Linked DNA regions of Homo sapiens: region 2 is linked to region 1. A link is a loop called in an ENCODE intact Hi-C map of the cell type or tissue named here. Cell type or tissue: PC-3. All regions are shown on one strand. Each heading gives the region's core, and the rest is flanking DNA. Links, peaks and the distances in the headings are about the cores only.

Region 1 (6,600 bases), core at 1,474-5,473:
GTCATATCAACTTAGTGTATCAACCTTGCCTTATTTCAGATGTTCTGAGTGTCAGTTATATTTGTATTTCATAAAAAGAAAGATAAAGCCAAAATCATTACTGCCTAAGATGTGCTGTTTTCTTGCTAGACAGAATCATTCACAACCTGAGATCAGTGGGGAAATACAATGCAATGAGTCCTGGGTGCTGAAAATGTCAACTCTTTGGATGTAATTAAATGGATCTGTGAGTGTAGTATAGACAGAATCTGAGACAGAATTTGATCATTTCTCAAGTTCCCTCTTTTACAGTTTTGAATTGTAACTTGCGTACCAAGCGTGAGCTTGACTATGAGGTCTCAAAGTTTTGAACCTTGTGTTCTGAATTTTCTTTAGCTTTCTAAGTGAGGATGTTTCCTGAGCCATATGGAACTACATAGCTCCACCAGGGTCCTCAAACTATAGACCTCTCCCCAGAGCCTAGGCTATCAATTTGGCTGTTTTGTCTTCTCCCACACAGTCTGAGGTTTTCTTAGTCACCAAAGAATTTTTTTTGGACGTATGACAGAACTAAGTCCTATAAAAAGGCTTTGGTGTTACCAAGATTATGGAATTCCCTTCTTAGTATAATTAATAAAAACAGTAGTAATATATAAAACAAATGTAAGAAATCCCCCTGCCCCCCACCACAAATTCTTATTTCTCCCATGCTATTTGAATGTTTTAAAAACATTGGGTATTCAATTCTCTCAAAAATATTTTGTGTTTTTGCTTCTCAGGAAGCCTATTTTATGGACCATCTGGCAGTGAATGCAGTTAATCCAGGCAACACTTCCCTATTTTCTTTTTCTTTTTCTTTTTTTTTTTTGAGATGGAGTCTCACTCTGTCCCCAGGCTGGAGTGCAGTGGTGCGATCTTGGCTCACTGCAACCTCCGCCTCCCAGATTCAGGTGATTCTCCTGCCTCAGCCTCCCGAGTAGCTGGGACTGCAGGTGCGTGCCACCACACCCGGCTAATTTTTTGTATTTTTAGTAAATACAGGGTTTCACATGTTGGCCAGGATGGTCTCAATCTCTTGACCTTGTGATTTGCCTGCCTTGGCCTCCCAAAGTGCTGGGATTACAGGCGTGAGCCACTGCTCCTGGCCCACTTCTCTATTTTCTTTTGTTCCTATCTACCTGGAAAACACTGAAACCAATTCATGTAAAAATTTGGCCACCAGCCTAAGGTACCAGCTCTACATTCTTATCTGTGGTGTTTCCATCATATAAGCTTTCCTGCTTATTTTCATCCTCATGTTGCAGGAACAGGACTGTTTGTTCCCTGACTCTTTCCTTCCAGAAACTTTTCACATGGTGTCTAGATAGAACATCAATTGAGTGGTTAAGGAACTATTCTACATCCACATCTATATCCTCTTTACTGGATGTTCTCTTCATCAGTTACCTTTCCAGAGACCTGGCTCTTCCATGGGAAGAGGTTTCTACTTATTTTTTTCAAGTGGGGGATGTTGATCCTTTTATATTCCTTGGGTTTGGCATCTTTTGAGCTCCCAATACCACCTTCTGACCATTACTTCTCTGACGCTATGTGCAATTCCCTTGTCTTTTTGAGATTCATGCCATTTACATTTACCACCCTATACCACTCTTTGTTGTCTATAATTTACCAACCTCTCAGTCATTCCTTATCCATTAAGGCCTTCAGCATGAGGTTCATTATCTTTCCTTTGATTCCAGGTCCCGCTGTCATCCCTAGTGCCTCCTGCAGCCATATGAATGATCAGTTCTACCCCCAGTCTCTTCCTTCCTTGATCCTGATCTCCAGGGAGTGTGATGTGTCTCCTCAAAATTTATGTGCTAATTCCCTACTGCTCACTGTGATGGTATTTGGAGATGAGGCCTTTGGGAGGTCATTGGGTTTAGATGAGGTCATGAGGGTGGCACTCTCATGATGGGATTAGTGCCCTTATAAGAAGAGATGCTGGGCACAGTGAATTGTGTCTGTCATCTTGGATATGCTGGGTTGCTGAGGTGGGAAGGTCCCTGAGGCCAGGAGTTTGAAACCAGTCTGGGCAACATAGCAAGTCTGTGTCTGTGCTAAAAAATAAAATAAAATAAATAGCAAGCATGGTGGTGCACACCTGTAGTCCCAACTGTTTGAGAGGCTGAGGTTGGAGAATCTCTTGATCCCAGGAGTTTGAGGCTGCAGGGAGCTATGGTCACACCACTGCACTCTAGTTTGGGGCAATAAAGCAAGACCCTGCCTCTCTTTAAAAACAAACAAACAAACTGAAAGACACTAAAGAGCTTGGAAAGAGCTTGGTCTCTCTCTCTCTCCCTGTCTGTGAGAACACCATGAGAAGTTGGTAGTCTGCAACCTAGAAGAGGACTCTTCCTAAAACCCGGCCTTTCTGGCACTCTGATCTTGGACTTCCAGCCTCTAGAACTGTGAGAAAAATAACTTTGGTTGTTTAAGCCACTCAATCTATGATATTTTGTTACAGCAGCCTGAGCAGACTAAGACAATTATCTTCAGTCCTTCCAGCTCCATTGACATCTCCAGTGCCTTGTCTTCTCACCACTGATCTGCCTTTTCTTGAATTCCCTTCCTTCTCTGATCAGCTTAGTTTCTTAGTCTTTCATCTTAATGCCAATATCCCTATATCCCTTGCCTGCTGCCCTTTTATTGCACCTTCTTGGCAAAATGTTAATCCTGTTCCAATCTAACTGTCCACTTTTACCATGCTTTTCATCTGTGTTTTAGAGTGATATTGGAGAAAATGACACAACTAAATAGTTAGTGACTTTGAAGATTAATGCTCTCCAACCTCAAATGTGCTCTTATCATAACCCATTTCTCCTTTATTTTCATAATCTACTCTTTCTTCCATTTTCAGCAGTGATAATTTTAAACATCCTCCACTCAGACTTGTACCCCATCATTTTTTCATTCTTATCACATGATATTGCCTTATACTCCACAAAGAGGGCAGGAATTGTCAGGTGGAAACTAGTTCAAGTTTCTGTTGTGAAATCTGTAAATCTGTAAGTTATCTGTACCTGTAATTCTTTGTCTTATCATGGAAGAGGGGTCTCCCTAGTTTAAGCCATTTCCTCTTCCTGTGCTTAAGATCCAGTTGTGCATTTCTAGTGCGTGCTTAGTGCTTTGACAGTGTGCTTACACAGTGAATGGGCAAGTTTGGTTTCTGGCTAAATAGTGAGTCAGCATCAACCTACAGTTTCCGTCTGCCCATAGCCTTCATAGATGTCCAACTTAGTGATGCGTTTCCAGTCCTCAATCACCCCAGGGCTGATGGGTCCTCCTGCAGCCACACACTGCTTCAGACTCTTGAATCTGTAGCTGGAGAGGCATCAAAAGTTGTTCTTAGCCTCAGGGAATATTTCTACCAATAACAGGTCTGTTAGAAAGAATCTTGGAAAAATGATGCAGTTATTCCAATACAGGAAATGCTCATTAAGTGGTGGTTGATGTTCTTAATACTACTCTATTAGATAATCTATTCAGACACCCCAGTTAGATCAATCTCCATGAAGACTCTCATTTACTCTTCTGGACAAGCGGCATTAATGTTAAAAGCAAATCAACCAGTGCTAACTGATGGCAGGAAGCCAGCCTTCTGCAGAAACCCTTCTGAGTTTTATTACCTCTCCCAAAGCCAGAAGTGTTTGTGAAGGATGTGTCAGCAATGGTAAGGTAAAAAAGGAACTAATTTTCTGAAGTCTGGAGGTGGAAAGAGAGCCACTAATTTTATAAACTAGGCTCAAAATCTCTAGATATTATAAGTTTCCACAGCGCCCCAACAATAGAATAGTAGTGAGCATTTTTTATAAACCCACAATTCATTTTATGTTTATTTGATTTTGGTGATGTCCAGTGGAAGGGTCAAGTGTGGGAAGATTATAGCAAAACTTTTTATGGTCTCAGATAGAGGCAGTGACCCTGTATATTCTGAATACATGAATGTACCATATTAATGGTAATGTGGTAGCTCATCTGTATTAGATAATAACTGCCTGCCCAGTTAGGTCCCAAGACTAAGCAAGATCAAAATTGGAGAACTGATTCTGAATTAATCCCAAATATACCATTACATCATTGCCTTTATATTATTAATTTCAGGGTATAAGCGAGAGATGACTATTTTAAAATTTTTAAGTGCTTTTAAGGGTTTAAGAAATAATCTGAACATTTTATATGAGATGGAATGTTGCTGAATAAAGATATACCATATTTAATCATAGCGATTTTTAACTGCTCCACAAAATGCCAATGAACTAGGCGTTCCTTCATGTCAACATAATTTAATACGGTGGTATTGTTTGCTACCATGGTTGTTTCCTTCTGTAGAGTTTATGTCCTTGCCCACATAGCTAAAATGAAATTTACACTTAAATGATTATTTAGCAAACACTAAGGCTTGATACAATGATTGAGAACCTGTGATTTCTCATTAATCTTTATCGATGATGATTGGCAATTCTACTTCTTAGTTGGTACCCTAGGGAATTGTGGGGTGTGTGCAATGATGCTCATTTCAGCAGCTTAGAAAAGATTCAACTATCTTTGATAGGTACTTGGCTTATTAATGTACAATTCATTCATACTAAAGAATACTATGCAATGATTAAAAATGTATTACCCATATTATCATAAATAGAGCTTTAAGGAATAGTGTGAAAAAAATGCAAGTTTCACTATGATATAAACAGATACCATCTATATAATCCCACCCCAATATCATAATATGTTTCTTTTGGGATAGATGGATAGGTAGATACACATAGGTATAAATTTGTTTTAAAAAGGCCTAGAAGAATTCATATCCAAGAGAGAAGGTGGTCTTTGTCTATAACTCATTTCCCGTTTGCTCTGAGAAATGAGTGCTGGCGGTGAATTACACATTTTTTTTTCTTCAAAATGGGAAATGGGTTAATATTTACTTTTTGAATTAAAGGTAGTATATTTGTCTTTAATGTTTATCTTTTTAAAGGGAGGTATAATTATAAATTTTTTAACAAACTCAACCTTCTAATTATAATTTAATTTTATGTTCTGGGTCAAGATATGGATTTCAAGTTGCAAGGGAATAAAAAATCACACACACTAATGGAGTTGTTGTCATGAATGGCAACAAGACAAGTGTGTTACCGGAGGGTAAGATTGGATCTACTTCAACAAATTAAGGGGTCCTAATTTTATTTATGGTACCATGAGTGGAAATGGACTCTCTCCTGAGGGATCCTCTCTTACCTGGTGAAACACTTGTGCTGAAGCAGTTCCTGGTACATCTCTGGATTTGCAGATAGAGTGGTGATGGGAAATCTGGACAGGACCTGGGCCCCAAAGGAAGGAAAAACAAAATCTGCATGTGAGGTGGGAGAGACAGTGAGACTGTGGCAGGGGTCCAGGCGGGAAAGTCCAGGGAAGAGGGTCACAGACTTTGAAACTCAGCTTGGGGATGCCTTTTATCTCAAAGACTTAGTGATTCCCCACCTTCCACACCTTGGGAGAGAATTTAGCTTTAGCTCTGTGAACATAGGAGCTATCATATTAATCACTGATAACCGAATGCATACACAGCGAGGCATTTACTTCTGGATCCAAGAAGCCTTGTTTTGATCTTTGTCGCTTTAAATAATAAGCCTAGATGTTGCCAGCAAAATTGTGGATTGTGCAGCAGTTGAGAGGTTAGCACAGCAGTGTAGAAATTGTGCTGTGGAGTTCAGTAGACCACAGTTTAATTCCTAGTTCTGCCTCTGTGATTCCTTAGGCTACTTACTTAACCTCTGTGAGAATCAGTTTCCCCAGTTCTTCCCTCACAGGGTTCTTGGGGAGATGAAATAATCCATATGAAGTGCCAGTAAGTAATCAGTAAATGATAACTGATATTAATATTATCTTCCTCAATATCACTATTGTCTTTTAAAAGTTTCCTTCTCAGTGATACAATGGAAGTAGCCAAGTCTTCCTAATTGCAAAGCCCCTAGGGAAGAGAGAGAGCATTGCTCTCACAAGCAGGGAGAGCATCTTCAAGTCAAGATCACATTCCAAATTTAACTCTTGATTTGCCCCATTCTGGGCATGAGTCACTGGGTCATTGCTAATGCCTCTCTCTGGCCTTTGTCCCACACATTCCACACTAGGAATTGATCTTACATTTAGAACAGTCTCAGGGCAGAAGGTTGGCATGTGACACAGAAACACACAGGCTCCTTGGAACCAAGTTCCCAAGACAGCGCTCAGGGATAAAGATCCACCAAAGGCATCACCCAGACTCCACAAGACATCTGTTGGCTGGAGATCCATCCACCGTCTAAAGAGAAAGAGGAAAGCCATTTGAATTCTCTCGTGCTGGTACTAGCAACAACAATAATACTTGCTATTATCAAGCCCTGACCTGTGGGGAGAAACAAAGATCACACAAATGAAAACAGGCAAAGCCTATTTATGAGGTCATGAGGCCAATGGACTCCTTAAATTTTTTCAGTATCAGTCTTAATTGGCATGGCATTGCCTTCCAGGTTTTATGGCTTTCAGGGGTCTCAGAAGTTTATTAATTAATTAAATTAATTAATCCAGTAGGCACTTTTATTAATT
Region 2 (6,600 bases), core at 1,638-5,637, 120 kb before region 1:
ATAAATCCCATGGTCCAAATGCGGTCCTCAGTCATCTTGGCCAAAGTTGACCTGCAGAAGACAAAGGCTGAAAGAGAGACTTACACCTTCTCATCAGCCATATAGACCAGATCCAAAGTATTATTTGCATTCACTGGAACCAGGTGATTGGAACAAGTAACTTACAGCATCTCAGTCTCTGTGGGCTGAAAGGATATAGGTTTATAGGCGTAATAAGATGTTGGCTTTCCCAAACATTAATTATGAACAAACTTGTTTAGAAATATAAACTATTCCTAACTGATCCCCACTTTCCCAAAGCCAAGAAAATGTCAGAACCTTGAGTTCAGGGTGACACGGTGGGGGTGACATCCCTGTGAAAGAGCCTGGACAAACCACCATGTATGTTGTAAGGAGGTTGGCAGAGGAACAAGAGTAGGACCTGGGGGCCCAGGTTGACCCTGAGATGGTGCCTCTTGTCTGGTCCTCTAATTGTTTCCTCCTCTGCCACCTGCTCATCACTGACCCCAGTAGAGGGTTCTTGGCAGAAAGCATTAAACGGGCTGACCCAGGGCTTCCTGGACAGTGATAGCCGCATCCTGTTGTCTTATAGGACAGAGTGTGTGACTGGAGTGGGACATTCTTCTTTGTAAGGATGCAGGGAACTCAACTACATTTTTCACTTGACTAGCCAAGAGTGATTGTAAAACAAAACTAGTACACTACTCATACTCCTCTCTGGAAGACTCTGCTGAGCTCCCAGAGAAAATAAAACCCCAGGGAAGGGCCATGGCAGTGTGGGGCCACCTTTCCCCGTATGGTTCCGGGTCAGGGATCTGGATGCACAGGGGCTGGGTTGGCTGGGATGGGGAGCTTCCAATGTGTCCCTTTGAAAATCTGATTCTGCAAAGCAGGGCGGCCTCATCCGTCACTACTCTGACGGGAACCTCTCCCCATCTCCACACCTCTCACTGCTTCCTCCACCCCCTGCCTGCACACATCAGGATCACGCTCGCACATGCTCAAACGCACACTCACCCATCCTGGTTTCTCCCCAGATGTAACCTGAGGATTTCCTTTTTGGACACCAGAGTGTCCTTGCTCATCCTCTCCATTTCATTCCTCTTTATATACCCCTTGTGATTATTTTCCTTCTTTTTCCTTTATGCTGACACTTGTACCTTTTGCTTCTTTCTTTTGTTTTCCTCTCTTTTCTTCTTTTTAAGTTTTCCAGTCACAGCAAGCTCATCACGCCAGCCCCCTCATCTCTGCCCCACTCCCGCCGAGCCCTGTCCCCCGAGATGCACGCTGTCACCTCTGAGTGGATCTCACTGACTGTGGGGGTCCCAGGCAGGCGTTCTCTGGCCCTGACCCCACCCTTGCCTCCTCTGCCAGAGGCTTCTATCTATAACACTGACCACCTCGCCTTGTCACCAAGGGCCAGTCCCTCCCTGTCTCTCAGCCTCCCCCATTTGAGTTGGTCAGATCGTCCCACCCCACGATCAGTAGCTTCTCCACTGGCCCTACCTTCCCCACACAAAACCTACTCCCTAGCACCTACTTCCCAGGCCTCCCTTCACATGAATGGAGACGGTGGTGTCCACACGCCATCTTCAGGCATCCACCAAGATAGCTTCTTGCAGCTGCCGCTGGGGAGCTCTGATAGTGTCATCTCCCAGCTTAGTGATGCCTTTAGCAGCCAGAGCAAGAGGCAGCCATGGCGCGAAGAGAGTGGACAATATGAGAGGAAAGCAGAGAGGGGGGCAGGCGAAAGAGGCCCTGGTGGACCCAAGATCTCTAAGAAGAGCTGCTTGAAGCCTTCAGACGTGGTCAGGTGCCTGAGTACTGAACAGAGACTCTCAGATCTCAACACCCCTGAGGAGAGCCGGCCCGGCAAGCCCCTGGGTAGCGCTTTTCCAGGAAGTGAGGCTGAGCAGACAGAGCGGCATAGAGGTGGCGAGCAGGCGGGGAGGAAAGCTGCTCGGAGAGGTGGGAGCCAGGTAGGACTGCAGCATGCCGCGTGTGCACTTGGCGTCTCACTTGGCAGGGTGGGCTGCACGTCTCGCCCCTGGTCCATCTACGGAGGCCAAGTGAATGCTGGTGAGACCATTTGCTTGCCTCAGGAGCAAAGAGATGGCCCCAGAGGGAATGGGAGGACATGAATTCAGGTGCCAGGACTGGATACAGTTGGAGGGAAAGGACAGGCTATATCTGGCCACTTGAGGTCATTTGGAAGTTATCTCTACTTTGAATGCCTCCTGGCCTGCTGCAAGGGCCTCTGAGAAGGCAGACCTTCCTCACATCCCATGTATGCCTTAGAGATGACCCTCAGTTTGCTTTGACTAACACAGCTGAGAACACCAGGCTTTGGTGTGGTGTGGTTTGCTTTTATGTAAGATGCACTTTGTTTCCATAACCCATGGTGCTCTGCTAGTGCTCGGCTCTGTCAGGTCTTTGTCCTGTCTCGTGTTTGTGTGGGAGCGCGGGGCCTTTGTTTGCTATGAAACAAAGGTGTTTTGGTTCTGGAGAGGAGAATGCAGGTCTCCTGGGGCCCTGACTGACATGGGGTATCCTCGAATAGCCATGCCAGGTTTTGGGGTGAGTGTACCATCTTCTCTCTGGGTCAGCTACAAAGACCCAGAGAGCATTTGGACAAAGGTAGCCTTAGGGTGTTTTGAGACCTGAAAATTTTTTTGGAGAAATGAACTTAGCAACTAAACAAATCACAATTCTGATTTTGGCTATGCTGTTGACTACTGCGAAAGTCAAAGACTTTCGGCAACTTCTCAGAAGCAACCAGGTTTGAATGCCAGCTCCACCTCTTACAGTCTAGTGACTTGGGAGTTGCTTCCCCTGTCTGAGACTCAGTTTCCTCATCTGTAAAATGGAGATGATAGCACCTACCTCAAAGAGTGGTTGATTACAAGGGCTTATGATCCTGGGAACATGGTCAGCACTTTATAAACGGAAGCTATAGAGCCACCATCTTGGGTGATCTAGAATTGCTTCTAGAACTGAGAATATTTTTAGAACTTCCTTAGACCCAGATTGAGTTCCTGAAGATGTCTCCAAGCCATTTATTAAGTATCTAGTATGTCTGATGTCCACAGTAAATAGTGCTTAACCCTTAGGCTTGCAACCTCAGTTTCCCTTTGAGGCTGTAGTTATTCAGTCTATGAATAAGGCCTGCAGGTACCAGCCTCTGGGCAGAATACAAAGGTCATTTGTCTCTCCTCTTGAGAACCCTAAGTTCAAGGCTCCTCAAAACAAGGAGGAGCCTAGCAATATCACCAGGGCAATAATAGAGGCATGCTTGGGGGACACAGGAGCACAGAGGCTTGAGACACACTAGGCCAGACTTCCAGCTCCAGCCAAGCACATGTGGGCCCATGGGTGGGCCAGCACATCAGGAGTGGGGATCACTGAGGGTGAGCCGGCATGGGGCAGTTTATAAGAAATCAGGCTTAGCCTTTTGCTAGAAAGCCACTTAACCTCTCACATGCTAAGCAGGAGTGGAAGCAGTCCATCCCTTGTAGGGCAGTCATAAGGATTCAGTGAGGTAATTCATGGAAGTCGGTGCTTGGCATGTGCCAAGGCTCCATATGTGGGGTCACCCGCTGCTGTGGAGGGCTGTAGGAAAGCAGTAATACCTGGCAAAGGCTTTGCCTGGCCCTGGAACAGGTTGAGGAAGGAATAGAAGAGATGGTGAAGTGGCTAGTTGAAAAGAATTAAACGTTTCTGACACAGGAACAATTCTATAAACATTCTAAGTCAACCCAAGGCACCCGGGGACATCCTTATCGTCAGTGTTGAGTCATCATCCCGGCCCAATTCCAGGATCCTGTGTGTATAGGAAGTGCGCACGGTGCCGGATCTCCGAGTAAGGTTAGGGGTATACGCTTCCTGCTTCCTAAGGCAGGATAGGAGGGGAGTAGCTGGCAACACTGAAGATTATGTTGATTGGAAAGCCAGGCTTGTTGAAACTTGGTGTTCCTTTCTTGGTGGGCCTCCAGACCCCAAGTGTACCACTTCCTGTCCCCTCCCTTCCTCCTGCCCTCCTGGCACAAGCCCCTTCTCCATGGGTGTGCACAGGCTGTGGCCTGGGGCTCGCTCCCCCTTGAGAGCTGGCATTTGTGTGAAAAGGGCTGCTGCCCACACCTCCCCTTCAGCCCCCTCACTTTCCCCTCCTGTGGCTGGAGCAGGAGCTGACAACTCTGGAAACGGGGTCCTTCAGAAGGGGCTCCTGTGTCTTGGGCCCCCTTTGGGTGACAGACATGCTAAAAATGGGAAGGACTTGTATGACAACTGTTCTCTGGCAGCCCCATCAGGATGACGTGACCACAGGCTGTGTTGCTTATTTGGAAAAATGCATTCCAGACCAGTTTGTGTATCAAGAAAATTGTCAGCCATTATTCTCCTTGCTGAACTAAAGAGCTGAAACAAAAGTTCACTTTTATTGTAGGTATTGGGGAGGTAGGTTGAGAATCTGACCAATAATGGGAGGGAATTTTACCTGAGAACCTTAAATGAAAAGATATTCTGAAATGTTATGATCATTTATTCTTTGAAGCATTTAGGATATTCCAGGTACTTAGCTGCAAGAGATAGAGAGGGGTGAACATCATCAGGGCTTCCATTTAGATGTAACTTCTAGGAAGCTGTTGGGGCCAAGGGAAAGTTTCCCTCTTATCCTTGAAGTTTCCCTAAAAATTACTGACAAGAAGCAAAAATTTTTTTCTTTCTTTTTTTTTTTTTGAGACAGGGTCTCACTCTGTCACCCAGGCTGGAGTGCAGTGGCACAATCTCATTGCAACCTCTGCCCCCAGGTTCAAGACTCCTTCAACCTCAGCCTCCTCAAGTAGCTGGGACTACAGGCACATGCCACCATGCCCAGGTAATTTTTGTATTGTTTGGTAGAGACGGGGTTTCACCATGTTGGCCAGGCTGGTCTCATACTCCTGACCTCAGGTGATCCTCCCGCCTCGGCCTCCTCGGATTACAGGCATGAGCCACCACGCCCGGCCAAGAAGCAAATTAATAGGAGAAAAGGCATACAGATTTATTCGATCATAGTTTTATGTGACACGGGAGCCTTCAGAATGAAGACCCAACCAATGGGGTGCAGAAGCTTATACCATCTTGAGGTTACAGAAGAGTGGGGGCTCAGAGGATGGCCAAAGACAGGTTATGGTGGTAAATCAGATTTTAAGCAGCAAGACACGTTATGGGAGGGAGAAAAGCAAGGCTTGGCTAGCAAAGGGGTCTTGTTATTTAGATGAAAGCTCACAGGTAGCAGCCTCGGAGAGAATAGATGGTAAATGTTCCTTTTAGGCCTTTAAAGGTGTCAGACTGCCAGTTAATCTTTTCTAGATCTAGACAAGGGAAAGCCTCAGAGAAAACCTGGCTGCATCAATGCAGATTTTTCTCTACAAATACAAATCTCCTGCACAAAAGACAGCTTTGCAGAGCTACCTCTTTTTGCTGGCTCTCTGACAGCCATGTCAAAATATGTCAAAAAAATATATTTTGGGGTAAAATATTCTGATTTCCTTTAACACCTTTCCTGACAGCCTCCCCCACCCCTGCATGAGTGGATTAGTGCTCTGACTTTGGGCTGCCATAGCCCCTGCAATGGTCTGTGTGAGCCTCTCTCAGCCCCCTTTGCTTCCCTGTGTTCCCATACAGTATCAGTGCTCCAAAGGCGGGACCGTGATACCTAATGTATGGAAGGCACTTCAGTGAATGTTTGTTGAATGAAAGAAAAGGCAAGCCAGACATGGTGGCTTACACCTGTAATCCCAGCACTTTGGGAGCCTGAGGCAGGCGGATCACTTGAGGTCAGGAGTTCAAGACCAGCCAGCATGACGAAACCCCATCTCTTCTAAAAATACAAAAATCTCTTCTAAAAAAATACAAAAATCAGCTGAGTGTGGTGGTGCATGCCTGTAATCCTAGCTACTTGGTAGGCTGAGGTGGGAGAATCACTTGAACCCAGGAAGCGGAGGTTGCAGTGAGCAGAGATAGGGCCACTGCACTCCAGCCTGGGTGACAGAGCAAGACCCCATCTCAAAAAAAAAAAAAAGACAAACAATGACTGACTCCAACTAAAGGAGTTTAGGATCTTCACCGGGGGAGTAAGACCTGTTCCCAAATAGTTACAATGCAAATAAGGAAAGAGAGTCACAAACAGTACATCCTGGAAGATCAAGATGGGGAGAAATAATAACCGGGAAGGAAGGTGGTTGTCTGGAGACTTCAGGAAAAAAAAATGCCAGGCAGGGTGTCAGAGCCCCAGTATGAGGAGGTGGTTGACTTGAGTGTTGGTAAGAAAAATTGACTGATAACAGTATAGATTTGAAGAAGGCAAGTTTATTAGAAAGAAAGAACGCTGCAAAAGGGTGCAGCAGGGCACTCAGTGAGAGAGGACTGAGCGCACTGAGGTGGATTTTCCTTAGGAGCATTTATGGACCTTAAGGCAGAAGCTTAAGGGCAATTTGGACCATACTGGCCACATAGGTCATGATACATGATTACATCTGTAGATGTTTTGGTGCCTTAACGTCAGCAAGGGTTGCACAGTGAGTTTCAGCATGCCATTCCAGAGATGTGTAGAAATTCTAG

What was found. Hi-C counts contacts between places; a loop is a spot of excess contacts. Peaks named below come from ENCODE experiments on the same cell type or tissue, not always from the same donor. Only the 100,000 strongest peaks of a DNase experiment are listed, where the experiment ranks them.
Region 2: a loop joins it to region 1, with 8 times the contacts of the local background. A loop is called at or near these places in 1 of 110 quality-filtered maps.

Annotation. Positions count from the first base shown.
Region 1 is chr10:95,211,594-95,218,193 of GRCh38, reverse strand. ACSM6 (acyl-CoA synthetase medium chain family member 6) reads right to left here. Exons shown (of 11, transcript NM_207321.3): 6 at 6,160-6,316; 7 at 5,254-5,336; 8 at 3,219-3,342. The region is part of intron 3 of LOC107984257 (a long non-coding RNA gene); the gene reads left to right. Among named protein-coding and RNA genes, the nearest start is that of ACSM6, 21 kb to the right of the region's middle. In PC-3, for the core only: no CTCF peak of the experiment used is centred there; DNase peaks (open chromatin) are centred at 3,183 and 3,633; H3K4me3 peaks cover 382 bases; H3K27ac peaks cover 2,477 bases.
Region 2 is chr10:95,331,900-95,338,499 of GRCh38, reverse strand. SORBS1 (sorbin and SH3 domain containing 1) reads left to right here. Exons shown (of 33, transcript NM_001034954.3): 30 at 1,206-1,979. Among named protein-coding and RNA genes, the nearest start is that of PDLIM1, 44 kb to the right of the region's middle. In PC-3, for the core only: no CTCF peak of the experiment used is centred there; DNase peaks (open chromatin) are centred at 3,819 and 4,309; H3K4me3 peaks cover 336 bases; H3K27ac peaks cover 2,791 bases.